3 separate regions of the Mus musculus genome follow, and all the other regions are linked to region 3. A link is a loop called in an ENCODE intact Hi-C map of the cell type or tissue named here. Cell type or tissue: left cerebral cortex. All regions are shown on one strand. Each heading gives the region's core, and the rest is flanking DNA. Links, peaks and the distances in the headings are about the cores only.

The links. A loop is a pair of places that touch in the nucleus more often than their neighbours do. Peaks named below come from ENCODE experiments on the same cell type or tissue, not always from the same donor. Only the 100,000 strongest peaks of a DNase experiment are listed, where the experiment ranks them.
Region 1: it touches region 3 in a loop (2.4-fold over the local background); 2 of 42 quality-filtered maps call a loop at or near these places.
Region 2: a loop joins it to region 3, with 2.4 times the contacts of the local background. A loop is called at or near these places in 2 of 42 quality-filtered maps.

The regions. Positions count from the first base shown.
Region 1 is chr9:26,724,530-26,735,283 of GRCm38, reverse strand. Gm48393 (a long non-coding RNA gene) reads left to right here and starts at 2,401. Exons shown (of 4, transcript XR_003948112.1): 1 at 2,401-4,266; 2 at 5,007-5,121. B3gat1 (beta-1,3-glucuronyltransferase 1 (glucuronosyltransferase P)) reads right to left here and starts at 1,476. Exons shown (of 7, transcript NM_001310766.1): 1 at 1,107-1,476. In left cerebral cortex, for the core only: no CTCF peak of the experiment used is centred there; DNase peaks (open chromatin) are centred at 1,712, 6,152 and 6,536; H3K4me3 peaks cover 663 bases; H3K27ac peaks cover 633 bases.
Region 2 is chr9:26,736,611-26,746,222 of GRCm38, reverse strand. The region is part of intron 1 of B3gat1 (beta-1,3-glucuronyltransferase 1 (glucuronosyltransferase P)); the gene reads right to left. Among named protein-coding and RNA genes, the nearest start is that of B3gat1, 7.6 kb to the right of the region's middle. In left cerebral cortex, for the core only: no CTCF peak of the experiment used is centred there; DNase peaks (open chromatin) are centred at 2,358, 3,173, 3,832, 4,530 and 1 more place; H3K27ac peaks cover 1,624 bases.
Region 3 is chr9:26,540,760-26,551,513 of GRCm38, reverse strand. It overlaps Gm30313 (a long non-coding RNA gene), which reads left to right and starts at 1,836. Exons shown (of 3, transcript XR_379203.1): 1 at 1,836-2,010; 2 at 3,252-3,380. In left cerebral cortex, for the core only: no CTCF peak of the experiment used is centred there; DNase peaks (open chromatin) are centred at 2,200, 2,719, 2,894, 6,000 and 2 more places; H3K27ac peaks cover 2,093 bases.

The DNA.
Region 1 (10,754 bases), core at 1,593-9,592, 180 kb before region 3:
CACTTGTGAAGCCCCGTGCTTGCCATTTACACACACACACACACACACACACACACACACACACACACACACACACCACATGCACATTATTTCTGTGTCAGGCATATGGATAGCTGTCTCGTTCACTTGCAACTGTATGCCAGATAGTCCAAGATCGAGATTCTGCTGGGCACTCCAGCTAAACTGGTCTCCGTAAAGAAGTACCACTCAAGCATGGGGGAATCCACTGTCAACAAAAAGCCCTGCTCAAGGTCCTGTGCCTTTAGAAATCTGGGGGGTCATCTCAGCTCCACCTTCTATAAGCTGTCCAGTGAGTGCACTAGGACTAGATCCGGCTAAGAAAGTGGTAGCTCATGAAAACCAAGTTCCTGTAGGTGGGTGGGGTGAGTTGGGAGTGGGTGGGCTCTTGACCTGAGCTGCTTAAGAGGAGTCTGACACTCCGGTTCCCTGGGGTGCGGGATCTGATACTTTTTCCTCTTACTTCACATCTCAGTTTCCTTTTCTGAACTTGTATGATCAAGTGCACAGAGGAAGGTAATGACCTGGCCCTGCCTCCTTCCGCTTTACTGCACTGAAGGTCTCTAAGATTCACTGTCACTTTCCACATCTCTTGGCTCCCAGCACCCACAGGAAAGATGAGCGTCACTTGGTTCCCCTGAAAAGAATTAATTTGTAAATGTCCAGGAAAGACAGAGAGATTGGGGTCCCTGCCGGTGAGTAGGGGTGCAGCTAGAGCTGACCCCTTCTCCTATAATCCTATGGGCCACTAAGAACCACCTGCTGAGGTGGCAAGGGACAGAAGAGCTAAGAGAAAGACCAGTTGTTAGAAGACTCAGAGAACCAGTTCTTGCCTTCATCCTAATGGAGCGGGGCAGGCAGCATCCGAGCTTTATTTCCTATCCTCTCAGGTGCAGGCCCTGCCAGCCGGCCCTATTTCCCGATGGATGTTCCTATTTTGTGCAACACACACACACACACACACACACACACACACACACACACACACCGCGCGCGCACGCGGGCGGACATGGCGTGGGTACTGATGGGGACGCATAAAGGGGCTCTGTGCACCGCGGAGGTGGGGGCTCAGGGCGCCGGACACTGACCTGCGGCAGCGAGTCCATATCGTCCCTGGCGCAGTCCATAGCGGGTGGCAGTCCTATACCCTGGCCCCAGCGACCCAAGGCTGCTGCCCTGCGATGCGCGCGCTTCTCTCTCGAGGCGTTCTCCGGTTCCGTGCCCTCGGGGGCCACTTCATAGCCGCGGGCCCACTCGTCCGCAGCCCCGGCCGGCCCGCTATCACGGCCCCGCTGCTTCTGGGCTCAGCCAGGCAGCGGCCAGAACCCTGGAGCGCGCAGGAGGGCGCGGGTGGCGAGGCGCGGGGCGGCGATCGGAGCCCCAAGAGGCGACGCGCGGGCCGGCCGGGCCGGGATGGCTGGGCGCGCGGCCGGAGCCCAGCCGAGCGGGCCAGCGCGTGGTGCCCTCGGCGCTGGCGGCGGCGGATGCGCGGTGCGGCCGCGGCTGTGACAGCGCCTCCCGCCCCGCCCCCACGCACCCCGCCCCCGCGAGCGCGAGCTGCCGGCGGGACCCGAGCCACTCGCGGTCCGTACCAACCTCGCGGGCTGAGGCGGGGGCCGACGCTGGACCCCCTCCTCTAGCTTGGTATCACCTCCCTGCTCTCTCCTCTGTGGCCCTCCCTCTGGGGCGTCTGGGACTTCGTTTGGATGCTGGAGTGGCCTCGGGCGGGGCCCAGGGCACCCCAGCTTTGGCTCGAGTGAGAGCGCGCCCGCCCTGCCGGCACCCCCAGCTCACCCGCCTCCATCCTTCAATCCTGGCTGCTCAGGCCCCTGGCTTGGCAGCTTCTCTCAAAGGGCGATTGTTTCCGGGCTGGGATGCTGAGGGTTTGGGGGTTGCGGTGGGGCACGGTTCTGCGGGACTAAGACACTGAGCTGGAATGAGTGCGGCTGTGAAAGAGGGTGCGGCCCCCAGCTTGGCTTCGGGCAATCCGAAGTGGATACAGGGTTGTTTGTATGGGTCGGAGGTAGGAGTCCCCAAGGAGCCTGCCAGTGGGGCAGCCCCACCTGTGGGCACTGCTTCTTTCTTTTAAGGATATGCCAAAATGTTGAGGGTCACTCTGCTTTCCCGCCCCCCAGCACTGGGCATCTAACAAGGAGGCAGGAGGCACAGTCTGGTGCAGAATGAAGAGATGGCCAATGTGGGTGGGCAGGCCATCCAGGAATTTCTAGGTATTGGGGGGCTGGGATGCTGGGATGCTAGGATACAGGGAGTTTCTCTCTCTCTCTCTCTCTCTCTCTCTCTCTCTCTCTCTCTCTCTGTCTCTGTCTCTCTCTGTCTCTGTCTCTCTCTCTCTCTCTCTCTCTCTCTCTCTCTCTCTCTCTCTCTCTCTCTCTCTCTCTCTCTCCCTCTCTCTCTGCCATGCAGTCATCCAGTGGGAGATTTCTAAATGCTATTGTCTACTTGCCAGAGCCTAAGATGCCATCCATGCACCTTCAGGTTTATATTGCTGATAGTCCTCACTGACACCTGTGGTCAGGGCCTTCAGCTGTGTCCTCTTCAAAACTCCAAAAGACCAGCTCCACCGCTAGGCATTGCTGGGTTGAAACGTACTTTATACTGTGGGCTGAGGCTGAGCCCACAGCTCTTCACCATCACCTCTGCCTATCAGGATGAAGCCTGGTTCTCCTCTTGGGTGAAGTTGAGTGGTGTAAAGGCTCTAGAATCAATTCTGTTCTTCAAGGCTTTGAGGTTAGGTAGTAGTCACAGTTTACAACATCCCATAGAAAATACAGAATTACTGTCTCTAGAGAGAGGCTTTCTCCAGACTCTTCTCCCCTTACTCCATACCAGGGAGCCCAGGGCATGCTGTCTTGCTGCATCTCCTTGAGGAAACCATACCACCCAAAATTACTAAGTGACAGGGCAGAGATGATCTTGGAGGCTGATTCTTACCAACAGGGAAGCTGATGCCCACAGACAGGAGCATCCATGTGTGGGGTCACACTCACTCATATCTCTGCCCAGGATGGTGCCAAATCCCCAGGTTGGGGATTCAGGACAATGCTGGAATAATGAATGGGTTAAAGGCACTACCTAAGTGACCTCTGGGCCTGTCTCTTTAGTAATAAGACAGGTTTTCGGTAAGCCGACAGGATCTTGTCTGGTCCCACAGGCTTCGGCCAGCAAATGTCCTCTGGTTGTTCTATGGGGTGGCTTCCCCTCTAACTTCTCTAGCCTGGCATTCAACCAGATGGAGCAGGAATGGTTGCAAGTTTTATCGCACCATTCTTGTGAGAACAACAGTGATAATAAAACCCCATTCTGGAAACATGTCTTGAAAGTTAGCCTGGGGCTGTTTATGGTATTTTTTTTGTATTTATAAAGCCAACTTTGAAACCATAATATGATATTAAAATTAGCATGAGAAGGCTCAGCGGAGAGACCACAGCCTGACATTTATTTGAAACTATTCTACAGGTATGGACCCAAAGATACATGTGTATCTATGTAGATGCAACATGTGCCCAAAATACAGATACATAAGTTACCACAATAAAACCAGTGCAAACAAATAGTGTGCATTTGTATACATCATGTGTATGTGTGAATGTATGCACATACCTGCCTGCTCCCACCTGGATACACCCACCAGTCTTTATCAGGGTGCCGAGCCATAGTTATCATTTTTCTGTGTTCTTTGTTAGTTGAAGGGCAGCAGTGTTTCCATTCCACATCTGGATTTCTTGCATCCCTACAACTTGGTCCTTGTTCCAAACATCTGGAGAAGCTCCTAGATCTAGGAGCTTTGAATGTTGCATCTCTCTTTATTTTCCCCTCCTCTGAAGAGTAAATAGCCCCTCTTCTCAGAGGCTCCCAAAGACTAGCACCAGAATGTTTAGTATGCAAGCCTTCTGGGACAAGCTGTTATATGTTTATTGTGTAGTTAAGAAGGACAGGAGCCCTGCCCCATCCTCTGATTTTGGCACAGTTTCCAAAATCTGAATCTCAGAAGGATCTCATAAAAGCATCACCTGCAGTGTAAAAGCTAAAAAAACATCTGGGACTAGATCACCTGTGCCCAAATTTAATACGACTAGCAATTAGTCTTGCTGGCTCATTGTTCCCCTAGCTGGCCCTTTGCTTGGCTCTCTTTCATCAGTAGCTTTGTTATGCTCCAGGGCTGCCATTGGTGGTTTCTTTTCAGGCCATCTTTTTCTTCTCAGCTAACTATGCAAGGAACTAGAACAGGTAAGCCATGTTCTCACCCAGGTCTGTGCCCTACCCTCTCAGCTGTCTGATGGCTGGGGCCCCTGTTTTTAGGCAGTCACCTGCTATCCCTGCTCTTACATTGGGACTCATCATTAGTGATTTCGCTGCCATGAATGGACAGGCCCAGTTAGGAACCCCTCATTCCCCAGTGCATGAGCTCAGCTGTCATGGTTCAGGCAGGGGCATATAAATGTGTGCATGACAACCAGGTGCACCCTCACCAAGGAATACAGTGGAGAGAGGAAAGTTTTCCTCTCTTTGAACAATTGGTTAGGGTCCCTGGGGATGGGTCATACTTGCAAAGTCTAGCAGAAAATTTCATAGGATATACATCCTTAGAAGTTTTGTGCTGACTGTGTGGATGCACTATTTGGAGTGGTTGAGTTCATGGCTGTCATAATGAGCACATTTTTCCACTCCTCCCTTTTATTAAGAGGCCATTGGTTCTGGTTTTGAAATTCAGTTTCTCCAGAGCAAATTGGAGGTGGATATTTGATCACAAAGACTCTCAGATTCCCTTCTTTATGTCCCATCCCTGCCTCCTCTAAATTCCATTGTTATAGTGCAGGTGCACAGATATAGGGTACTTTTGAAATATACTGACTGCCCTTTGCATTTGGGGGCTGACAGAGATGAGAGGCAATGGAGAAGGGCCCTGTGTCTCTGAAGAAGCTCTTTCAGAGGCAATCTGAGGACTCTTGTATGTGTTCTTGCACAAGGGAGAAGAATCCAGGTTGCCCATGACCTTTCTACCCACTACTCTCGAGTCTCCTTGGGACTCCTTCCAACCTAGACATGAGCTACTGTTCTTGCACAGCCTCTGCGGAGTCTCAGGTATGATCTGCTTCTCCCCTGTTCCCAGCTATACTTACCTGGGTTCCTGGGGGGGGGGGGTGAGGTATTAGGATGCACATGCTTTCATTTGTTCCTCTAATTTCTATTGAGTTTCTGTCAAATCTCAGTCCATGGAGTTAGGACAGAGATTGACAGCCACCAGAACAGTCAATGTTGATAAGGCCTTTTCATAAAGCAGGCAAGGGTCTAAGTCTCCATGTGCATTAACTGATTTCATGACATAAGATGTTATTTATCAGGAACCATTTGTGACAAGGCTCCATTATGATTTCCATTGTATAGGCCTGCAATCTAAGGCATAGTGTTTAGGTAATTTAATCAAGGTCACATGCTCAGCAGTGACAAAGTTGTCTTTGAATCAGGTGGTTGAGCTTAAAGACTCAGCTCTTCACCATCAAAGTACCTCAGGAGTTTGGGTGCTATTGGGTGCCAAAGACAAGAAGCCAGGGCATATATGAATGTAGAATGAGCTGTAGAAGGGAAATAATGGAGTCAGGGTTCAGGGAGGATGCTGAGACCAAGGAAAGGCTTTTTTTTTTTTTTAAAGTTCCATTTGATCTGAAACTTGCAGAAGGGCCAGCATAGTGTAACACTAATGCTCGGGGCTGGTCAAGGGACTAGAACAGTAAAACTTGTATTGGAAGAAAGAACCAATCAAGTCAAGGAAGGTTGTAAGGCAGTGATCAAGAATTGAGAGAGAGAACCAGAGACTCTCTATCACACACACACAAAGAGACACACATAAGGGGGTGACAGGAGAGAGAGAGAGAGAGAGAGAGAGAGAGAGAGAGAGAGAGAGAGAGAGAGATGAAGTGAGAAGGACATTCATTTTCTTTTTGGAGTTTGAGCATGACTGATATCCTACACTGGTGTCTTCCAGGGAAAAGCTGTTCAATAAATATGATGGATGTAGTTGTTTAATTTCCTGCCTAAATGCTTCTCCATAGCTGGGTGATGAGCAAACATCTTAGACCTCTGGGTGTTGGCAGAGCTTCTGCAGGAACAGCTCTGTACAACTTCCTTATGCGACTTGGAAAATATAGAAAAGGAGTTAGAAGACATCTCTCATGGGTGCTCTAACTCCAGCATCCATCTGCCCACCCACTCGCCCACCCACCCATCCATCCACCCATCATCCATCCATATATCCAAACATCTATCTTTCCTTCCTGACTTCAAGGACTTCTCTAGCTATGAAATTTTTAGGTGTTAGAAACACAGAAATTAAAGATTAGCATCTACTTCCAGGTCAATTGTTCTTTTAAGCCTGGCGTTTTTCCATCTCACTTTTCCCATCTGCCTTTCCTCTTGTGCCCTGCCATTGAATTCTTCTGCATGAAGGAAGAGGCAGGCAGAGGGCAGGTTGTTAGACAGATGGAGATCGGGGCTGCTGCAGAAGGCAGAAATGGGAGAGGAACAGAGGCAAACAGTGGGAAGCTGTCCAAATTCTTCTTGCTCTCATGTAGAGGTTTGGTATATAGTGAGTTTTGGGTATCTGGGGAAGGAGGAAGGGATGCCTATAACATACACAGGTAAATTTCAGACATCTAGGAATTAATTTTATTCTCTCTCTCTCTCTCTCTCTCTCTCTATATATATATATATATATATATATATATATTTGTTCTTAAGGGTTTGAGGATCAATTATGTGCACTGGAAACAAGTCGCTGTCCTACCTCTCTAGCTTTGTTGGGCCTGTGATTTCTCCTTATTTTTCTGGGAACCAAGAGGGTGCAGAATCTGTGGAGAGAATGATCAAATATTTGTGCATAGATGCCCTTTGCACTGTCTCCATGTGGCCTGAAGGCGGGGACTCACTTCTGCTACTCTCTGACAGCCACAGGTGCTAGGGACTCAAAAAAAAAAAAAAAAAAAAAACACCAAAGAATGTTCTCTTGTTGACTTTGTGAGACAAACCCAAGTCCGTGATGAGTTTCAGGGAAAAAGAAAAAACATGGACTTACACATCCATGGGAAGAGTATTGGATGTGGGACACATCTTGTTCTTCTGTGGACATCTGGGAGTCAAGATGCAGCAAGGCCACTTGGAAATCTCTGGAAACTATTTTCAACAAAGCATGTAGAGTCTCTCTTTGCTGAGACCCTAAAGCTTGCAGTCCCGGGTGGGTTGTCCACACCATTTACCCCCAAACCTCTGGTCTTCACCCATCTTGAGAACTGGAAAAACTGCACTTTATCCTCTGGTTTCTTCCTGCTTGATAAAATCTCTGAACTCCCTGTAGGGAGCTGGTGATCTGTCCTTACATAACCCAGTGAGGGATAAAGGGTCGACAGACTTAGGGAGAGCTTTAATCAGGACCCTTGGGTCTGAGCCCATATCTGACAGTATTAATTTTACCGTTCTGTTTCCTGAGAGATGGATGGTCATTTTGGGCTTTCTGGTCTCTAATCCCCCATTCAGAAAAGCAAACACCCTAAATCCCCAATAATGTAGGTCTCACAGTCTTACACACATATCCGTGTTTCAGCACCAAGGCCAGCACCACTCACAGGCAACAAAAATTCATGTTCTCACATCTGGACTGAAGCAGTGTCCATACTCTGGGGGCCCAAGTTGTGCTTGGCAGGGGGATATCACACTGTGGAAGTCAGACTGACATTACATGAAGCCTCTTCTAGGCATGGTCATTGTGCACCTTTGAAAAACAATAGGCTCCTCTTTATAAGTAGAAACAGTATTCATGGGATGCCAGGATAAAGCTAAATAACCTATCAAGGAGAGCAAATCAATTTTACTATGCATGCCAATTCCGTAAATTGGTTGTGAATGTATGAAATGCCGTGAAATGTTCTGAAGTTACACGTGGGCTAAACAGGATCGAGCACTGTGACTGCTTAGTGATGTTTGCTTTGATTGGGTAGTAGGATATTAGGTTAATTGTGTGTGCATGAGAGAAAGAGAGAGAGAGAGAGAGAGAGAGAGAGAGAGAGAGAGAGAGAGAGAGAGAGAGAGAGAGAGAGGGAGGGAGGGAGGAAGGGGCATGTAACTATTTCTAGTAATTAGGTGATATTATCTAAATATCTAGGATCTATTTAATTTTGAGGATTGCATGTCCTTCACATTCAACAGTGTTTCTTTCTTTTCCTACTCATTTAATTAACACTTGCTGAGTGCTTACTAGGTTCTTGTTACCAGATTTTTACGTTCTGTTTACCCTCAGCCCTAGCTTAGAGTCTACAAATAAAGGGACACAAAACTGTAAAATAAAAACCGCGTTTGGAAGGCTTTGTGACATTTTCTTGGGGTAGAGAAGTTATGATGACATTCTGGGCAAGCGATGGCATTCAGATCAAGTTATGATCATTTCCATAATGGGAAGCTTGTGGAAATCCTGAAGAAGGATTTCTAAGAATGAAGTGTGCTATCTAGAGCAGGACCTTCACTGAGTGGCACACGCATTCTGATAAAACAGTGCATGGTGTTTGCTTATCATTGCAGCCTGTGTGATTACAGAAAGCATTTAATGTCTACCTTTGCTTGGGACAACAGAGCACAGTGGGCGCTATAGAGAAAGGCACAGCAAGTCCTAGCTAGAAATCACCATTGGGTCTGCAAATGCTATTTTAGGGGAGGTAAGGGGGGGTCTGGGATGTCTACATTCTGGACTGAGGCTGAAGTACAATAATGGGGTACCCTGATTTGTGAGCATGTGGGAAGACCAAAGTTCAAGAAACTCACTGAGTTATTTCCAGGTGTCTCCAAACAACTCACTCCTATGAGGCTGTAGTTGCAGCAGCTACAACAAATCTTTCTAATGCCCCTTCTTTTTACTCTCTGGTATACTACTATCATCCTTGTAGCTCTCCATGTTATGTATTTGTGAAAAACAAGAGAAAATACATATATTATAATTTGGATACACCCAAAGGCCAAGGAGAAAAAGAAACTGCCAAACCATATACAATGGCCATGACCTTCAGTAGGCACCGATCCCAGCAGACTTGGAAAGCCAGGAAACCCAGGGTCAGAAGCCTTGAGTGGCTGAGCTGAAAACCTACCATTCATCACAGTGGTAAGCAGCAAATTTCCCTGCCTCTTTTGAGGATCCCACAATTAAACAGGCAGAGAAATGTATTTCATGAAATATGCATATTGTTTGCTTCCTACAACAGCATTTTAATCTCTCTTAGCTCATAGCCCAGAAGAGCAATGGGAGGAACGATCTTTCACTGCACATTAAAATCAGTTGTCAGCCAGCACTGTCTTCTGGGGTGAATGCCTGTCATTGTCATTGTCATCATCAGCACCATGCCACTATTATCATCCCCATTATTTCTTTTTGCAGTCAGTGTATAATAAGTTCACAAGAGTTCCACAGGAACCGCAGACTGTGTCTTGCTCTTTTACGAAGTAAAATGGTTGGCATATGCCTAATGAATGTCTGATGTTGTGAATATTTCTAAGTGGATGAATGAATGAGGTTTAACGTAAATCAAGTTGTTTGCTCTTCAGTGTGACCCTATAAGATGTGTTTCCAAGTGTTACCTCATCTTCATTGAATCTAAGGAAACAGACATTGTCTTGAAATAGAACTTGTCTTGTGGTCTGACCTCATGGAGATGTATTATGCTCCGGTCAAGTTTTCCTTCCCCATGAGTGTCTGATCACCGGACTCCCTTCTTTAATCTCCCTCATTGCTCTGGCCTTCTACCATTCCCACACCCATTTAGCTCTGTGCCCTAGCAGATGAGCTCACTCCCGTGGATAATGACTCCTTGTCAGCACCAGAGCCCAAGGAACAAATTTTTCATTATTGGACAGAGATGACATGCAAGAACAATTGGACTAAATTGATTGTATTTTCCAAATCATCGCCCAGCTTCTAATTCTATCTGTGAGATGAGCTAATTTGAATGAGAATTAGCTTCTAAATTGAGAACCCAGGCTCTTGACCAAGAGGGGGGAAAGGGTCCTTCAGCAAGGAAGGAGGTTGCCAGGATTCTCAGTAAGTCCATAGACTTTCCAGAATTACACAATCAGGAAAAGCCTGGTCACAGCCTCTGTTTGCTCTCTCGTTCCATCTTCCATTTCATCCACACTTGATAACACTATCTCAAAACCAGCGCAGAACAGCAGTGCCATGAATTCTGGCTCTACTGCCACTCCAAATGAAACTACAGCAATGGATAGCAGAAGTTGGAAAGAAGCCTCCTGCCTCAGAATTATAAGGGGATGACTTGTTGCTTCCAAACCCCTGTGTACTCTCTGTCCTTCATCTCTGAAAAAATCTGGGCTATTTCCATTTCTACCCAATTGAGGAGGCTCCATGGCCTTCCACACATACAAGTTCATCTCTAGTCTGCTCCCTACAGAAGAATGCTCTTCTTAGTCAAACCAAAACCTGCCTTCCTTGGGCTTTGGGGAGTTGTCATCTTGGGCAGAGCCCCCAAAGTTAAAATACTGAAGAATCTTTTGAATAGCATCTGATTAAAGTAAAGATTCTGATTTAGGATCCCCAAGACACTGCCTTTTAAAGTGACAGGGATGCCTCTGGCCCACAGAGGTCCTAATAACAAGATCTCTCAAGCATAGGTGGGCTGTGTGACGGTGGGATGGTGCTTACCTTTAGATAGGATAGTGGTCACCTT
Region 2 (9,612 bases), core at 1-8,000, 200 kb before region 3:
TCAAACACCCATATTTTGTTCTGTGGAGCCATCACACGTCTTTGGATATGAATAGGCAGAATATCAGTCAATAACTCACCGCCTGGGGCTTGAGGATGGGCAGAGGCAAGCAGGCCACAGAAACTGGAGCACTGCTGGAGAACTGAGCACCAGTTAAGAGCCTCCATGCAGCAGAGGTGTGATGGATGACTGGTTATGCTGAGGGGACAGTGGTTAGGTGGGAGAAGGTGTATAGTGTCCAGTTACAGGTCAGTAGCTAGACAGCATAGGGCCATTCAGTCCTTGCCTCCATGATGTGGGAGGAAGTCTCTATCTGCAAAGAACTCTACATTCTAATATGAGGGAGAGGTTCAGCTTCTCCTACCTCTTTTGCTCTTCTTTCTGCTATCTCTTCTTCCTTGTATGGACTTCTTCTGAAAGACATGCCAACTTTAGGGAGGGAATGTCACCGTCCACAAGGGAATCAAATTCATTAGCTATTGCTGTCTAACAAATTCCTAATTACTAAGGAAGTTAAATTAGCATGTATCTGCTATCTTCAGTGTCTGAGTCAGGACTCTAGGCTTGGGTCTCCTATCTCACCAAGGATTGGCTGGGCTGTATTTCTATCTGTGAGTTTGACTGTGGAAGAATCTACTCCCATGATTACTCATGTTGGCAAAGCTCATCGGCTCACAGGTGTGTACCTCTGATAGCCTGTCTGGGCCATAGTTCCTTGTCATATGGCCCCTCCCCCTTCTGTCTGACCTTCTATTGTACCAAGTCAGCAAGGAAAGAGTCCAGAGCTAATTGAAGTCCTACATGATGCACTGTAGTGGTGGCAGTAACAGATCAATATTTTCTGGCACCTCCGTGACAATGAGAAGATACTGAGATATGAACACATGGAGTTACAGATCACATGGGCCATCTTAGTGGTCCCCTGCCTACCACAAGCCACCAGGTCATTCTCTCCTCCTTTGAGCTCCTCAGCTCTTGCCCAACCATCACAGATCCCAATGACCAGCCAAGCCGTGTGTTCTACCATTGTCTACTGCCTCTCTGCCCACTTTTGCTTTCTTCTGCCTGGAAAGAGGGATCCATGGAGGATGGTGCAATGGTGCTTGAGCTTGGGCCCTGGGCATCTTGTGAACCTCTCTTCTCTTTTGAGATCTTTATCTTCTCATGGTAATAAGATGGTGCTTCTCCAGGTAGGTTATTAGGTAGTTAAAAGTTTGCATAAACAATCTGGCATGTATTAATAAACAGATACTTCTGTAACCTTTATCTGCCCAGCCTGTGAAGGGCCTGGCATGGTATTCCTAGCTTGCTTCCCTTTGATTCCTTCTAGTGGAACCCCAGGTGCTCCCCTAGGGCTCCTGTAAGAGAAGAGATGGAGGACGAGAGGTGCTGAGATAGTCAGAGACAAGTTTCTTTCAAGGACTAACCTTGGCTTTACCACATGACATGAAGCCATGGAAAAAGTCAGTGTCAAGGCTGGCCCAGGGAAAGAGGCTTACAAATGCTGTGGGAGCCAGCTCCACAGGGCATCTTCTACTCCATGACCCTTCAGCTATAAATCTGCCTCCCTCTGTGGCCTCCACCCTCCTGCATCTCTTTATCAGGCTTTCTGTCATCAAACTCTGGGGGGCACCCATGTTCAGTAGCTATCACTGGAGGTGGAAGTCTGGTTTCAAATCAGCCATGATATTCCTACCTACTGCCCTCATGATGCTGAAAGGGGTAGAAAGCATTCATCTGATGAAAGTGTCTCAGTTCCCTGCCCTTCATCTTCCTAGGTGTGATACTTCCAATTTAAATCAGGAAAGATTGGTATTAAATTTTCCATTCTGAAAACACAATAAAGCTGATGGCAAACCACAGAGCACTTCCTGAATGATTTCAGAATGCAAGTGAAATTTTGACACACATATGTACTTATACATGTGTGCACAGGTCTAGTGTGCCACCTGATGATAAAGCATGAGTTTACAGCTCAGTTTTGGTGATTGCTTCTAAGGGCTCTTGGAGAATCTTGTGCTTGGGTCCCTGTTGGAATGAAGGTATCTCATGTGCCCTTAGCTTCCAACACTCAGGCCTGGAATTATTATAAAAGGGCTGACGTCAACATGCCAGTTTGCTCTCTCTGCAGTGCTGGAGTAGGAGGCAGCCCTCTAAAGATCTCACGAGGGTGGCTTCCAAGTTCTCTTATGCTGTTTATCTTATCTAATCATTAAACCCTTACAACCTCAAAGTGTTTCTTTTTTAATATATGAAGAAGCTGAGGCATGGGGGATAGGGGTTGTATTTCCTCAAATGTCCCAGCTAACAGGTAGTGTGACTCTACCACTTCTCTTTTGGCTAAGGTCTGCTGTGAGCTTCCTGTTGGGATAGTCTTCTGCCTGAGAGTGGCAAGTCCTCCCTCTCAGCCCTGCGACAGCTCTTCTCTTCTGGGTATGGCAGCTGCACACTCAAATGGCAAGAAACTGAGATACCCTTACTCTGTGACCTTTTGCTAAAATAAAATAAAATAAAATAAAATAAATCAAATCCCAAGTAGGACCAGTTTGTAGGTGTGATGAAGTGATGGTAAGCCACTGGAGTCAAAGGCTCAGCCACAGGTAGAAAGTGGAAGAGATCTGGGGATCACTAGTGACCCAGGAGCAGTGGCTGCTCAATGTCTGTACAGGTGCTGAGTGTGGGAATGAGTGAAGAGCACAGACAGGTGCTTTTCTTTCTTCCTCTTCCCTGAGTGGATCACCAGCCTTGGCCCAGGCTTCATGATCAACCTTTAGGAGCCAGCAAATACAAATGCTGCCCTTCTCTCCTTCATTATGAACCCTGGGAGCTAGTGAGTCTGACTTCCTGCAATCAGGAACATTCTCATATCTTCTCCTTACCCACCTCACCTTATTCCCTGGAGACAGTCACAGGGCCAGCAGTGTATTTCACTCAATGCCACAAAGAGACCACACAGGGTTTTGTCCTACCTTTAGATTCTACACAGTATACCAAGTTCTCTTTATTTATTTCCCCAGTCTGGTTTTGGAGACTCTCTATACCCAGCCTACTGCTCTGCTTAGTACCCCGTGAGAAGCCTGTGGGCTGCTCAGGACATCTGTGGGTATGGCTCCACAGTTACTGAACACCCACTGGGCCAACACTACCAATGGATGCTTACTGTGCGAAGGAGGGACTCAGCCTATTTTGCTACCAGGCAGGCAGCAGGGACTACTAGAACCACAGCTGCTTCAAGACAGCAGCAGCAGCAGAAGCCATGTGGGCAGCTGGCCAGGAGGCCACATCTCTCTCTGTGCCAGGCTGCCATGCACCAACAGTTGGCAGAGAATAGTCCTAAACTGAAAGGCACTGCAATGCCCCTAGAGTCTTTGGCTTCAAGGCTGGGAGAGATACCGCATTTGCCCTCTGGTAACCTCAAGACAGAGGACAGCCCATGGTTAGGCTGCCTGAATGAAGTAAGGAGTGAGGGTGCCCATATACAGGGCAGAGCCTGGAATGGACACCTACTCAATCCTTACTAGACCTGGGTACTGGGACCAGACAGGCTACGGACCACAGACTGGATCTAATCCTGGAGCCAAGGGTCTGCACCTTGAGTATGTTGATATAGCATGCAGAGCCTTTCAGGTTGTTGTAGGGCTTTTTATCCTAGGAGGATGGGTCAGCTGACACCAGCTTGCTCCCCCACCACTGACTTTCTCACTGATGCTGTTCAAGGCTATTCTTGGCTTCATATTCCCTTGGTGCTGAGGTCCGTGCTATGTCTAGAGAAAGGTACTGGCAAAGCAAGATGCTCCTGAGCCTGTGCCTTCCCTAGCCTCACCAAGCCCAACCATCTATGATTGTACAGTCATCAAGTGTGGGGTTTTGTCAATGGCCATGCACTTGCTGGATCTGATGTTTGTCCTCCAGGTCAAACCTGTGCATTCCCATCTGGGACTCAGGCCTCAACACATAGGAGGAACAGCACCAATATCTGTGCAGCTCAGGCTCCATAACTGCATCCCTCCCAGGGCTATTTGTAGTCAGTTGAGGGAATCCATTGGAAGCATCTGGTTCACAATTAGCACTGAAATTACTTAGATCATGAAGAATATAATAGTAGTGGCAGCAAGCACTATCACCTTGTTCTAAAAACAAAATTCCAGGCGTGGGAGGGGGCATGAGAGGACAACAAACAGCATTATCAAAATATATTCCATGTGTTCGTGAAAATCGTAATGAAACATGTTATTACATAAAATTAATATGTGCTAATAAAGACTTTAAAAATTCCATTGGAAGTCACCACGTGGAAGATGAAGAGAAGGGGAATGCTTCAGTTGTTTCCTAGGGGTTGGTACCAGCTGCTTGCTGGGCAGTTTTTCTAGCATATTCTTTTCTTTCTTACAGCTAGGCAGTGCAGAGACTTCAGATCCTGGGTTTGTAGGTGCTTGGCACGCTGTAGCATTATAAACGGGGGTGACACAGGGAAGGTAGGCTTCCCACGCGTGGGAGGGTTGTGTTGCCTGGAACCTGGCACTCTTGCTGGGTTCACCCTGCTTTTGTTCACAGAATGCTCCTTGACAATGACCCGAAGCCCTGCTCTGTGCACTCTCCCTATGGTACTGCCTTTTCAGGCTGAGCAGCAGAGGCTTGGGACTAAAGGCTAGAGGAGACGAGAGTCGGACACTGAGGCTGCCCTGCTGCTCTGACGCCTGCTAAAGACTATTTCTTCCTTCCCTCCTTCCTGCATGGGCTAGCCCCACAACTCCATGGATCCTCCAAGATGCCCACTTAAAGAAGAACTATGGATTTCTGTAGGTTCTATGCCTAAAGCTGTTAGTGTACTGAAGTATGTCAATGGGGATATATGACTATATGGCCTCCTGAAGGCAGTGATTTCCCTGTCCTTTAATCTCAGGTTGTAAGTTCTTGGAAACTTCATTCTTGCTACCTACCAACTCTAAGCTCCCCCTTCTAGTATGCTTACTCTGTCCCCAAGGTTCATGCTGTGGCATCAGCTACTCCTCCTGACAGGGTAAGAAACAGTTAATATGATGTGCTGATGGTAGTTGGTTGAGCATACTTGTAAATGTGTTATTAGCCAGAGTGGCCAGCTTGTGTGTGCCACTCCTCGTAAACACAGCAAGTATGTATGTGATCGATGGAGGGTGCCTTAAATCTAAGTCCTACATGTAGAGATTATGCTGACACTATCTGTGTGTGCTCTGGACTATATATTACATAGCAAGCTGCAGGGTGGCTATGTATCACTGATCATCTCTCTGCAAAGAAGCCTAAATAGTGTAAAGCAGATTTACCTGCTATGCACCCAGAAGGCTCTCTAGGGTCTCATGGACTCTAGGCCCAGACAAGGATGCTAAAAGGGAAGATAGATTTCACCTTCAGGGCTCCAGGGAGTGGTAATGCCACAGGACATTGGCATCCCTCTGTGGCCAGGATGTTCATGAGGAAGACTTCTTTTTGTCCTAATACTTGCTAAGCTGTTCAGCTCCCAGAACTGGGAAGGCCATGTTCATCTGGGGGAATGGGCACCTGAGGATCCTTAGCAAACACGAGATGGCTGGAGGGAACACACAGAAGCCCAAACAGACATCAGATAAAATGGGGGCTCTCCTGCCTACTTTGTGTTCCCATGGCATTTGAAATAAAACTTCACACTGAGTACTAATATGTCTGCTGTGTCTTCCCAGGATCAGGAAGGGCAACTGGGCCAAGCACTATTGATCTAGCACTTTGTTCTCCATGGTTTGGCAAAAAAGAACCAGTCCACTGACTGGGTGTTGAAATGGAATGTTGTGTGTGCACATGTTACAACCTTACTTACAAAGAGGGAGGGGAGATTCTGACATGTGCCACCATGTGGATGAATCTTGAGGACAAACGAGTCACAAAAGGGCAAACAATGTAAGATATACTCAGATGATGTGTACCTAGAGAAAGGTGGAAGCACAAAGTCAGGCTGGGGTGGTGATGCTCAACAGATGTAGAGCTTCCAATTTGTAAGGTGGACATGAGTTCTATAAAACAGTGACTATATTTGACCACTGAACTGTATGCTTAAAATGGGAAAGACGGTAAGTTTTATGTCACATATTTTTGACACAATAAATTAAAAAGCCTTGTCGTACAGATGGTCCATTTAGACCTAGCTAATAAGGACTGCCTCATGGGCCCAGGGCTCTCAAGGAGCAGGTCGTCCAGCAAGCTTTCCCTGAAGCTGGGTTAAGCTTGGTGTCCTATGTGGTCATAGTACCTTTCTGGTTTGTCTCTTGGGAATGTCACCGTGAAGAAATCAGTTCAGGGCACAACGATGGGTGTACCCCTTAGCATAGTGGGTATTCATAGGCGGCAGCCTGCAGCCTGGCAGCGGAGGAGGCTAGAGCAGCGGCTGCTTGCTCTGAGACACAGAGGGAGATTTATAAGGGGGAGAAGAAGTTAATATCGACAAGTGATGAGTTAGGAGAGCAATACGTCAGCTTAAGTTCAGAAACTCTGACGGAGAAAGAAAATCACATGCCTGGTGGCTGTTCATCACCCTAAGCAGGCTGCAGAGCCAGGGTCCCTGGCCTGTGGCTAAGCAGAGCGCATGCCAGCTGCTAAGTCCCTCCACCTCTGAAAACAGTGTTCTTTACTGCGAGGTCTTCAGGCAAAGGGTGGCGGGGAGAGAGCAAGAGAGCTGAGGGGGCAGGTAAGAAGGGTATAAGGAGGGGTGCTGAGGGGAAGAACTGTCTACTAGGATGGCCACAGAAGTGTATCTGAGACCCAGCATCTTCTTGATATATGGATGACGCCATCCACCATGCTTCCCTGGGGACCAGCTAGGAACAGCTCCTGGAAGCAGCTTTGCTCTGACTGGGTGCCAGGGCAGTGATGACTGGGGTTGGTGAGGATGATCCCCAATCTCTGAGGCACAAGCATAGGACTCCCCAATCAGAAGGCTGCAGATCCAGGCGATGATCCTGGCGAAGCCCCAGAACCAGGTCCTAAGCCACTGAGGATCCCAACCCCTCACCAACCTCTGTAGGTCTGTCTGTTCACCAAAGACAGGCCGTCAGGGTGTTAGGGAAGTTAGAGTACTGTGGGAAGAGACACTTCGATTTGAGAGGCCTCACACAAGGATGGAGCCACTGTAGCATCCATCCCTTCATAGCAGTGTAGGAAGCAGTCTGGAATCACAGAGCCCAAGTCTGGAGAAGCCTGGTGGCCCGGGTAGCCTTGGCATCCACACACCCGCTCCTTACATGCTTCCGGTCTGCTTTCTGCACCCACTACACCCCACCTTTGGGACACCAGTTCCTGAATGCACTGCAGATGGGCTATGTGGTATGACTTTGCTGAGTCAGCCAGTGTTCTTTGGTTCATGGCTTCCAGACTTCAGATGAGGAAACAGGCACTTCACAGGCTTTGTCATCCAACTGAGTTACTTAACACAGTTGGGACGTAAACTTAGGGTCATGCTTGCTTTCACTCCCTCGGTTGCTGGGTAGGTGATGGCTGGTTCCTGTTTGGCAGGAGCCTTCCTGGCTTCTGGCCTCCATAGTGTTCAGGGACACAGTCTCCTGGGTTTGTTACCCTTAAGACTAGGGATGGAATAAGTCTAGGAAGAGCTCCCTCAAATCCCTTTATCCCACTCAGCTAGATGACACTGTGGCTGACTTTGTGGCTGGACTTAGGTGCTGCTTTTGTGTGTGTGTGTGTGTGAGAGAGAGAGAGGGGGGGGAGAGAGAGAAATTGAGAAAGAGAAAGAGAGAATGAATTTCCATTTTCCCCACCTTCAGACAGCAAGCAGCCCTTTTTATCTGGCAGCAGTCTTTTAAAGTAAGGACACACTCCCATTTGTATTTTATCTCCAAGGCTGTATTCTATCTCAGGTCAGGAAACAGAGGCCCTGGAGGGGTTAGCATTGCAGGCAAGGGCAAACGCTGATGGCAGACAGCATGGCTCAGAGTGGGCTGCTCAGCAAGTACTTCTGTGAATTGCTAAATAAATGAAGAATACAAATTGCTTTCTATTTTCAAATAAAAAACAAAAAAGGCACCCGCTACTGTGTGCTCTGAGTGATTAGCATGATGAACTACAATGACTCATCCCCTCTTCACCATCTTAATATTACTCCCATTTTAGAGATGAGGAATCAGAGGCATAGTGGGGCAAGCAGTACCCTAAGGACATACAACCAATATGAGGCAAAGGCAGAATATGAGTCTAGCCTCTGTGGCTCCTGTGACCACAGTATGCCAAACCCTCTGTGCATAGGTGTGCTTACAACAACTGTTTAAGAGCTTTCTGGGCTGCAGGCAGCATTCTGAATGTATTGTTCAAGTTGGAGCCACCTGGCCACAGGTGGCTCTTGAGTCCTTTAACTATGGCTGGGGTGGTAAGGGGCTGCTTACTGGGCAAAGGGAAGCAGTCTAGCTCACACTCAACATTGGTTATCACAAGATCTGATCCACAGTCAAATAGCTAGTGGCAATCCTAAGCCTAGAGAGTTGAATCTGACCCCAGTGGCCAGATCCTTCCGATGGCCTAGAAACAAGGAAGGCAAGCAGGATAGAGATGACAGAGCCTCACCCTTACAATCCAGGCCACACTGTGAAAATGGGGAGCTGGTCTCTGGTACTAAGTTACTGCTGACCACCAAGACATTTGTTCTGGCCTTTATTGCTTTCTGTCTCCTTTTCTTCACATGAGCACACGACTGGACTACACAGTTTATACATGCAGGGAGAACAATCTTGCCCATAGCCCTGCACATGGAGTAGAAGACCTCTGATCCCTTGGGCATGATAAGTCCTCCAACCCATCCAGCTCTCGAGCTAGACTTTGATTCACCACCTTAGGGATATTGGTGATGGCAAAGCTGTAATCCCTGCCAGGAATTTGGCGCAGAGCCTGACTCCTGTACTGCTGTCAGCTGGCATGTGCGCAGGGAGCACAGACTCATTTTAATATTGGCCGGAGCTAAACCTCATTAGAAAAGTAAATTTGCTGTAGCTGCAGGGGAAAAATGCAAGCAATCCACACAACCTTCCCAAAGCTAAATAGAAAGCACAGGGTTTAGACTGTTTAATGCAATATGTCCACATCACCAGGTGCGGGGCCTGGGACACAGTAGGTACTTAGAGTCTCTGCAAGTGGACTGAATTCTGGGAGACTTCTGACCATAGTCACCTTTCAACATAGGTAGTAAAGTGGTCATAGATTTAATGATTATAAATCTCAAAAAATTTAGGTAACCATTTGCTGATATTATGGAATGATTAAAATAAAAAATCACTAGATATGAAAATATAATTATTGCTGTTTTTCAATGGAGCGATGTTTTGGGTAACTTGGTTCTGGATCAGGAAAGGTAGGGTCCAATTCAAAGTTGGAGGTTAGATTAACATAGGTTAAGAGGAGGAAGACCCAGATACTGGGAGAATAGGGGAGGGAAGGAGAATGTATAAAAGATATAAATGAAATTAACATTCATAGCCCTTATCCTTAACAGTCTAAAAGGATGTTACTTCCCCAATTTATAGACTGTAAGAAAAGCATGTGTTAAGAGGACTCATTTTCGTCAAAATCCATTTAGCTGGGGACAGATGTACTGACATGAAGGAC
Region 3 (10,754 bases), core at 1,326-9,325:
AAGTGATGCCCTGTGCTTCAAAACCCCTCCTTAATCCCAGCATGAGATGTCTTATCACTGAAAGGAGTGAACCATGAAATTATTAGAACAGTTCCACTAAAGCAGCAGACCTGGAGCCGTTAGAGGGTTTCCTGTGTAGTGCTCTCCAAGGTCAAGTTCAATGCACAAAACACTTATTAACCTCAAAAACCCTGGGAGAAGTCTAGCTCCAAGTCTAAACCATGAAAAAAAAAAAAAAGCTGCTCTCCCAGAAATAAAGTTGAGCTAAGTTAGTCAGAGAAGGGAAGAGAGGGAGGGCTCCTGTCCAGCTGGGAACCTGTTTCTGTCCACTGATTTGGTATCTGTTCTACATCTCCATGACTGATGGTTATTGGTTGGTTTGTCATCTGATCATTCACTCTACTTTTTGTTATTACTTCCTTACTGTCTCCCACTCAGGTAATCAGGCTGTGTTCCCATTTCATGGTAGCAGTAGGCTACATTTTCACAGAAGCTAATTATTTACGTGTTTAAATGAGATGACTTGAAGCCATTGTATGGGTGTCCTGGTTCCTCGTGTCTATTGGCTCTTCCAGATGAGAGTTCTATGGCCATCTTGTTTGTAGAATCCCAGAAAGAAAGAGATGCTGGGGAAAGAGAATGAGCCATGCCAAGAGGCCTCTTGTGTCCTAGAGGATTTTGCAGTAGAAAAGGAGGTCTGTGGTAAGGGTGGAGCTCTGTGGTGAGGATGAAGATCTATGGTAAGGATGGAGATTTGTGAGGGAGATGGAGGTCCGTGGTGAGGATGAAGGTCTGTGGTATTGATGGGGGTCTGTGAGGGAGAGGTCTGTGATGAAGAAGGAGGTCTGTGGTGAGGATGAAGGTCTGTGAGAGAGATGGAGGTCTGTTGGGGAGATGGAGGTCTGTGGTGAAGATGGAGGTCTTTGAAGAGAATGGAGGTCTGTGGTGGGGATGGAGGTCTGTGGTGAGGATGGAGGTCTGTGGTGGGGATGGAGGTCTGTGGTGAGGATGGAGGTCTGTGGTGGGGATGGAGGTCTGTGGTGGGGATGGAGGTCTGTGGTGGGGATGGAGGTCTGTGGTGAGGATCGAGGTCTGTGGTGGGGATGGAGGTCTGTGGTGGGATGGGGGTCTGTGGTGGGGATGGAGGTCTGTGGTGGGGATGGAGGTCTGTGGTGGGATGGGGGTCTGTGGTGGGGATGGGGGTCTGTGGTGGGGATGGGGGTCTGTGGTGGGGATGGAGGTCTGTGGTGGGATGGGGGTCTGTGGTGGGGATGGGGTTCTGTGGTGGGGATGGAGGTCTGTGGTGAGGATGAAGGTCTGTGGTGGGATGGGGGTCTGTGGTGGGGATGGGGGTCTGTGGTGAGGATGGGGGTCTGTGGTGAGATGGAGGTCTGTGGTGGGGATGGAGGTCTGTGGTGAGGATGGAGGTCTGTGATAGGGATGGAGGTCTATGTTGGGAATGGCAGTCTGTGGAGGGAATGAAAGTTGAATCAATGAGGTAGGCAGCCACAGCTGATCATGCTGGTGATGGAGAACTTGGCACAGCAGTTTCAGAGGCAGCATGCATAGTGGGAGGGTCTGAGTGACCAGACATACAGCAATCGTGTCAGGCTGGTCTGTGACTTGGACAAGGAAGGCCACCTTCCTCAGTTAGAACAGTATGTGTTCTAGTGTACCTATAGGTAAATTGGAAGACCTATTTTAAACCAGGGATTCTCAGAAAATCAGGCCAGGCTGATGCTATTTTTAGACTGTCTCTTGGGTTTCTGCAGAGTGGGAGGGGATTCTATGGATACAGCTGAGTTTCTGGCATCATTTGTCATGCATAGGCTGTGTGACATTCTCCAAAGCTCTCCACCTCTCGGAACCTGCATTATTATTTATCACAGAGATCTTGATGTTTCAGATGACTGTGAAGATCAAATGGACTCAGGTGCTGAGAGCTAATGAAGCCAGCTGGGAGCTAACCTTAATATCTGAACTGAATTTTTCAAAGGCTCAACTGAAAAGGTAATTCTTTGATTTCATCTATTAAAAACATCTGCACTTTCAGTATGCACCCTCTGAGATATTCTTTCTTTCACTGAAGTCAGGGATTCAGGGAGCTGAGGAGCAGAGCAGCCTCATGGGCCCAGTCTAAGCAGCCCTTCATATCCCTTTCATATGGGACGTGCTCAAACAGGGCTGCTGGCCAGAATGGAGCTGAAGCCCAGCATGGCTGGAAGGAAGCCCTCTCAGTCCTTTTTCATGATACTCACAGGAGACAGATGGAGCAAGGATGGAGCTGAAAGCAGCAGCTCAGCCTTCCTCTACACCTAAGGAGGTCACCTAACCCCGCCCAAATTGGGGATGCATGGTGCTGTTGATGAAGAGGAAAAAACGTAGGGAAAAGCCCGTTATGTACCAGTCTCAGGCACAGCCACTCACTCACTCACTCACTCACTCACTCACTCATACAGAAACTGCTGACCAAGATATACTGTGTATAGGGCTGGTTACAGGGAGGTGATGCTAAGATAAAACTGGCTACTTTTCTTTTTCTGGCAAAGCTGCTTTTATGTTGAAGAAGTGTGCTGTTCAGATATGGAACAGAGGATACCAACCCCCAATCTCATTGACATGGTGTTATAAAAATTTCATCTCCAAATTCCCAAACTGGTCTCTTTAACCAGATAGCTGAAGATAGCTAGGAGGACCTGGAATGGTTTTTTGCTGTGAGTGTAGGCTGTGCATTCACAGAGTGTTTCTGTGAGTATCAGTGTGGTGTCCCTTAGGATGCTACTGGCTTCCAGTGATTCAAGAGTCATTCTGCAAGGCCTGAGAGGGACACGAGGAAGTGAAAGTACTTCAGTCAAATTGTCGATTTCTGCTGAGCCTGGTAGCATTTGTTTTTAGCAATCTCATCTCCAGTAACCACAACTGAAGTCCATGCCAGCACAAGGGCTTTATGCCAGCTCCACCCTTGTCCTGAGAAATTCCCTTCACAACAGGGATGCAGATATTAATAGCAGCAAGCTGGTTAGATCTTAGCGCTGAAGAGGGATAAGGACATTTCTACCCCAGCCCTTGAGCCTCACAGCACAGAGTAATCCTACCTCCTCTGCCCAGGGCTTTTTTCTTTATACAGACTGCTATGTAGAGTTAACTGTGACTCTTGCTCAAGACGCCCATTCTGAAGTAAGAGAGATAAACAAGCCTTGATGGGGGAGGGGAAGAACTTGGTGGAATAGAAGCTTGTTTTCACTTTACAGAATTGGAAACATCAGCCCAGATGGAGGAATCTGAAAATCTTGTTTCCAGTGATGTTGCACACTGGGGAAGGTCAGACAACATTCTAGACATAAAGAGGCTGTGTGCCTCACATCCCACCAGCTAAGAAGGTACCCCCTTTTCATTAGTGCTTTTCATTCTATTTATAACTATAAAAAATTAGCTAGAAAAACATCATGCACCTAGTCACCTGCTGGAATAGCTTTGGACCGGCCAGCCAAGCCCCATTCATAGATGAATCTCTGAAGCACTAGACTGAGGCTGTGGCTCAGTGGGTTGGGAAACATGGAGAAGCATCTTTGTACTTCCAGGGATGACGGATACAGATCAGTGTGCCTTCCCCACAACTGCAGAGCCACCTCTGTCCTTCCTTGTAATGTTGCTTGTTCCCTGGTGCCCGACGAATGGTACAGATGCTGTCATAGATTTTTGTTGTTGGTGGCACTGATGCAGAGCAGTCATCAGGAGCATACTCTTGATTCCTGAAGGTTTGAGTCCTATCCTTGCTCTTTTCTGTGTAGTCTAAGCCCAGAGATCCATCTTGGAATGGGCACAGCTTACCCTCTCCTGTCCAGAAAGTTCATGAGCACCAGGAAAAACAGTAGAACTCCTCAAATGTACTATGTTTCTCATTTTCTGAGAAACCACCTGAGTATTTGTGATATATGCAGAGCCTAGGGCCTCCCAAGACCTTCTCCCTCACCTTCCACCCCCCCCCCCCACCACTCCATTTCTGCAGGTATTACCTGACACCTCACACACAGAGCTCTTCAGGCGAGTCATCTGCATTCATGGTGGGAAAGCAGTGTCCTTCAGCAATGACCGACATTCAGTGTCTTAAATACAAGCCCTGGAACCTGTGCTTATGTAGATTAAGAAAAAAATAGAGGCTCTGATGAAGGTTAATGTTTGGATGATGACCACAGACTATTTAAATGACCTCATCTAGTCATGTTAAGCCTTTAAACTGAGAGAAGTGATCCAAGCTCTGGTTAGAGGGTGCCATAGGACAGTAGAAGGGTCCCAGCTATGACACAAGAAGGGCCTGACCTGTGGATGGGCTGGTGTGAAGATGGAAGAATGAAGAATGTGAGTGGTCTTTAGAAACTTCAATGGCAAGTGGTAGGTTTGACCCTAGTGCCTTTGGAAATGGTATAGGACACAGTGAACCCCAAAACCTGTTTTGACTCCTGGCCTTCTGTACTGCTAGACAACAAATCTGCAGATTCCAGCTGCCACGTATGTGGACGTTTTTTATAATAGGGATAGGAGAAGACAGACCTAAAATATGTGACCCAGAATATTTTGTTTATAAGCTTATTTGTTTCAGGAGCCTTTATTTCCTAGTGTTGCTTTAGGTTCCCAAAACAATTGAGTAGACGATACAAGATTTCCCACGTGTACCCGTCCCCACTTGTAGCGCTCCTCCACCTTCCACATCCATCAGAGTGGCTCAGTTCTTTCAGCTGAAGAATCTGTTTTGAGTTCTCATTTTCACCCAGAACTGGAAGTTCACTTTAGGGCTCACCTTAGGGATGTGCATTTCATGGGGCTGGAAAATGCTTAAAGACTCATAGAGTACTCTCATATTCAATTTTGATAGCCGTGGTTTCTCCATGTGCTAGCATAATGGCTAGGTTAGACACTCTGAGAACAGCTTCGGGCCACTGAGGAATGGTGGCGTTCACCTGTTTATTCTATGAATAGGAAAAGCTTTCAAAGTCATAGACACTCATTGTCTTGCTGACCAAGAGCGCTCCAGAGCATCTGTTTCTGTCCTCAAGTGCCCAAATGGTCTTACGTGGTATAAACATGGCACAAGCTGTATTATAATGCATTCAATCATATGCTTCTGCATCTATTCATCAGGATTAATTCATTGCAGCTGGCTACTTGAATGGCCGGGCTTAGTGTGGGCGAAGGTGTGAACACACAAAGGCAGAGACATTGTCCCTGAAATTAAGTTCAGATTCCAGTAACAGACAGGGAAGCTAGCACAATGTGTTGCACCAATTTGGATCTAATTAAGCAAATATCTCTGTGGGGGAGTTGAGGAAGTTCAAAGAGGGGTGAATGGAGCTTCTAGATCAAGTGGGAGTTTGCAAGTAAAGAAATGTAGGGAGGCAAATTGAGACGGGTGCTGGTGAGCATCCTGCCACTCAGATACCCTCCTGAGACTAGTGAGCTCCTTCAGCCTAGACACCTGCCAGAGACTAATGCCGGTGACGAGCCTGTAACCTAATTGTCTAAATACTTTCTCAAAGTCATCCATCAACCTCCCAGGATGAAATGAGATTTTCACTTGTCTAACTTCTCTTTGGACTAGGGCATCATGGGTTCATGACTCAACCCCATCAACAGGATTGGCAGGGAAACATATGGAGAGTTTGGTGGAAGGCATTGCTTTTTGATAAGCCTGTTGTGGGGAAGGCATTGTCTTTCTTGAATTCTGATATATATATATATATATATATATATATATATATATATATATATATATATATATATATTGCTGGGAATTGAATTTAGGATCTCTGGAGGAACAGTCAGTGCTCTTAACCACAGAGCCATCTCTCCAGAAGACTTTAGGCAAACACCAGGAAAGATGGCTTCCATCTCCTAGGGCTGTGGCGTAGAGCATGGTACAGGAGCCTATGCTTCTGCCTGACTTTTCCATCTACCTGGCCTCGGGCCTGCATCCTGCACCTGATGACTCAGAGGCAATGACTGTACATGTAGTTTGTCACTTTCAGTGTGTGAGGTGGGAAGGTGAGACGATGAAAGGCAGACTTGTTGACTCCATGCCACACATTGGATTTATGTGTCAGCACTTAACTCATGGTGGTGCTACATGGCTAAAGGAAGGGTAGAACTGCAGTCCCCTCCAAATGCTCTTACCAAGGCCCTGTTCCACGGGCAGCCCCTGTGTCTGGTTGGTGAGACTGTATAAGAACCACCCCTGCCTCAGCTTCCTTGCTGCTACTTCCTCACCCCATGAGGAAAAGCCAGCAGCAAGAGTGGCCTCCAGCAGAACCAGTCTTCCCAAGTCTCAGGAGATGTGAGTTCATGCCTATAATGTGAGCAAGAAATGGCGAGTTATCTAGTTCAGCTAGGAAACAGTCTCACTGTTTCTGTCTCCCTCCTCCTCTCCCTTCATTCCTTTTATAGTTTTTCCTTGGACCCTGAAATAAATAAGAGTCAGAGAAGCAAATGACTAGAAATTAAGTCTTGATGAGGGCTAAGGACAGTTTGGGGGAATTCTGATGCTGGCATGTAGGGCAATCTCAAACCCACGTTAAACAGCCCAACAAAAAGCCAAACAGGGTCCTGCTATTTTTGTCCCAGTGGTGGTGACTCTCCATCAGCAGCCATAATTCCTACAGAATCACCTGACCATAGCCCTGGTGGTCAGGAAGAGGGACCTCGGAACTGTTTCTCTACCTCCCTAGAATCCTTACTATTCCTTGACTCTACCACCTTGATAAAGCTAAGTTCAAGGTTCTTAGACCTCATTTTAATTTTTCACCTTTGTGCTCTCAGGGAAAATCCCACTTGCAAGGGTTTCTGGGTGGGGTGAGGGAGGGGACTGCAGAGCTCAGTGTCATTGCTTGCTGTTATTTTCCATAGTAAAATAGGAAGCATAAGCAGAAAGGAGAGCAGAGGCCCTTTAACTGTTGTGCTTGGAAGACAATTGGAGTCTTCCTGCACCAGAGATTGTTTCAGTGAGCAGAATTCTTCTGTTCCGACATGGTACATAGACAGTGTGCCACTGAATCCCAAACAGGAGGGGCCTGAGAAGTACGAGTAGAAGAAAGAGCAATAGGGAATGCTCATGCCATGCTCTGCCATGCTGGTATGGGTGAAGTTGATCCTGCTAGCAGCACCAGCAGAGCATCTTCATCACTACCATGGTGCCAAATCTGGGGCCGGGGAGACACATATCCCACTCCAGGTATAGAGCTAGAGACCTAGAAAATGGCAAGATCTGACTCCAGAGAGACCCTTGAAGCATACATGATGCTGCCCCACTGCAGGGACAGCTGTGGGATCTCCTTAGTTCTGGGTCCTGGTTGCAGTCCCACTGGGAAGTTAACCCTCGATGATCCACTGGTACCTTTAACTGATCACTTTCTTCCAATGAAGAGTTTTAGGCAAGGAAGAAGCTGTCCCAATGACAAAAAGTAAAGACTGAAGATACACTTGGTCTGAAAATGGTGCTCCTAAATCTCTACTCCAGAGCTCAGACTGACAGGTTTTGAAGGCTTATAGGATCTAGGGTCATAATAGTTATGTGCTCTGGGCTTGCTTCCTGTCCTCTCTGAGCTGTAGTCCTGGCACAACATGGGGGTGCTATTCCAGGAAATAAAAATTCTGTCTTTAGCTTGGCTTTGTCCAAATTGTGGCTCAGCCTATTGTACTCTATTGGTGAGAGATCTCTTGTGTTGAATTGAGGATTTGGGTAAATGCAGTGTCTAATATGTACTGACTTGGACTGTGGCTATAGTGTCCAGGCAAGTAGTCAAGCATTGCTCTGGGTGTATCTTTGGGGTGTCTCTGAGTCTAAAGATTATGAAAACCAGTTTGCCCTTCCATGGAAGGTAGGTCTCCTGAAACCAGTTAAAGGCTATACTAGAACCAAATATAGATGGATCTTCCCAAGAAGGAAGATGTGCTGTCAGCAGATAAGCTGCAACTTCTGGCTACAGCTGCTACAGAGTTTGGACTTTTCCATACTCACAAACTCACAAATCGGTTCCCTAGTCTTCACAACGTCTCTCTCTCTCTCAATATGCACGTGTTGCTTGTTTCTCTGGAGAGTCTTGGCTTAAACAGAAGGTACAGATCCCTATTTAAGAGTTTGTGCCTGTCATTGTGGGCTGGCTCTGGGAACCCCAGCTCAGCAGATGAAAGGAAATTTAGGTGGAACTAATGCTGTCCAAAGTGAAGACTGGATGCTCTGAGAGTGCTTTGTACTCTCCCCAGCAATGGGCCACCGTTCTTGGGACTGTTTTGGTTCCATGTCTCCCATCAGCTTGAACCCCCACCTGGCCTACTGGGGTACTGCAAACCAGCCACCCCACCTAGACATCCTGCTGCATTTCTACCTGGACTCAATCACATCTGTGTTTCAATCAGGAGAGAAAATAAAAACTGTTTAATGGTGTGTGTGTGTGTGTGTGTGTGTGTGTGTGTGTGTGTGTGTGTGCTCATGCACATGTCACATCCATGAGTGTACTACTTAGTGTGCTAGGGTACACAAACAGAGAGACCAGAGTAGGATGTCAGGTATCTTCTCATGTTTTTGACATTGCTCTTTGCCTTACCATCCTGCCACAGGCTTGCTTAGATTGCCACATGGCTGGGCAGACCTGAAAGATCTTGGGATCTGCCTGTCTCTACCCTCTTATTCTAGGACTATAGTCACATGAAAGTTTTTATGCAGGTGCCAGGGATTAGAACTTATGTTTGTATATCTGCAGAAAAAGTACTCTTACCAACTGAGCCATTCTCCCAGCCCCTGTATATTTAATTTCTAATGTTCTATTCAAATGGCCTTTTTCATCCTGGGTCTACAGCAGCCTTGACAGAGTTTGCATCGAAATCACATCTGACTTTGATGGCTGTCTCATTTCATCTAGAGAGAATGAACATGAAGTAAATTCATTAACTCAGACTATGGCTAGTCCCTTCCATAGACCTTGTGGGGAGACACAGAGAGCTTGAGCCCAAACATGAGCCCCACTGGTTGCTTTATTAGGGATTATTCCCTTGTCTTGGCACTCAGTAAACAACCTTTTCTAATACTTGTACTAGTTTGGATTGACCTAACCAATAGCCTGTCTTGGGAACTGAACAATGAGCTCTGGAATCATGAGACTTTAAAGTGTGTCCCTGAACTGGGGAAACTCTTCTGTCTCTATTGTCTAGTCATGTTCCATTCTGGTCGGAGATTGCCTGCCATCCAGCCACTGCAAGGAGCAGCAGGGGTCTCTCACATGATCTGAGAATTAGAGGAAGCCTTAGCCAGCTGGAGTGTGCTGGAAAGTGATATTTACTCAAAAGGTAAAAGGCATTACACAAAAGAAGTGAAAATGGGTTTTCCCCAGGAAATATAATGGAAGAAGCTAACCTCACCCCAGTGTGTACATGAGTTCTTTAGTCTGCCTCCAGGGTTCAGACAATAAGAACTTGGTCCTGTGATTTCAGGAAGATGGGGTGGGGGGAGAAGGGAGGGAGGAAGTCTGACCATGAAGTAGCTTAGGAATGTGGTTTTGTGCATATGCTTTCTCAAAAATGGCTCAAAATAATGAGGAGAAAAAAGGAAAGAGAAAAACAGCACTCCAACCTCTTCAGAATGCATGTCCTTTCTATCTTGACTTACTTTGGGCTGAGGTTTAGAATAAAGAAGAATCTAATGTCTGAGTCTTGTGTCAAGGCCAACTCATGACTCAGAACCTGGGACTTGAATAGTCAGGTCTCCAGGTCAGAGAGCTCTACAACCCTGCATTTATCATGGGCTGGGGTAGGAGCCATGGGAGGTGGTCACAGTTTGTTGAAGGAAACAGGCTGCTGCCTTTGGGACAAAAAGTAGGCATTGCCCATTTGGTTTGGTGTGCTAAATTAAGAAGGCAAATTCTGCCTCACTTTTCCCAGCCTGCAAGACCCAGAAAGCTTGTAATCAATATCAAAGAAAGGGTGGTTGTGAGTTTACTAAAACCAATTATTTTGTTAGATTCTTAGGTAAGGTCTTGCCATGGAACCCAGGCTGTCATCATGGGGAGAAGCCTCTTGCCTAATTCCTTCATTCACTGGGATATACCTCCATGCACAGCTTTGTTGGGTTCTCTCTGTAACCATTTATATCCGCTTCCTGGATATTCTCTGATTGAATCAACACATTATTAGTTTTATACAGTATGTGGTCAAACAGCTCCTTTGTCCATGACTCCCACAGTTCTGATGTTGCTATTGGCAACAGCAGAAAAGAAAACTTGTATTCAATGAGTTGCCAATTGTGGAATTAGGGGAATTTGGGCACATGTGTGTGACAATACATGTATCAAGATTGGGTGTCCCACATGAGGCACCCTCTGCCCCATGCTGGGGTGTTGTCCATAGGAACCGGTTTCTGTCCCTAGGATTCCTTTCTTTTCTAAAATTCCTGCAAATGGAATCATGCTATGCCAGTCCTTGTATACTCTCTAATTTTGTATTTTGCTTTTGGGTTCATCCAAGTTGCACACCTCAGTCCTTCATTTCTTCTCCTCCTATGGCCATTTTCTGCTAGCTATGTGGTGATTTGTTCTAAATCTACACATACAGACACTCCATGCAGCTTTGCTCTTTTTTTTCTGGTTCTGGATGAATCGATTGTTTTAGTGTTCCTTTGTGCTTTCTCATCCCACACCTCATGTTCTGCTTGTGTTTCTGCTCCCTTGTCTAATCAGACACTAGTTCCCTTCAGACAGAGGGGCAGTCTCAAG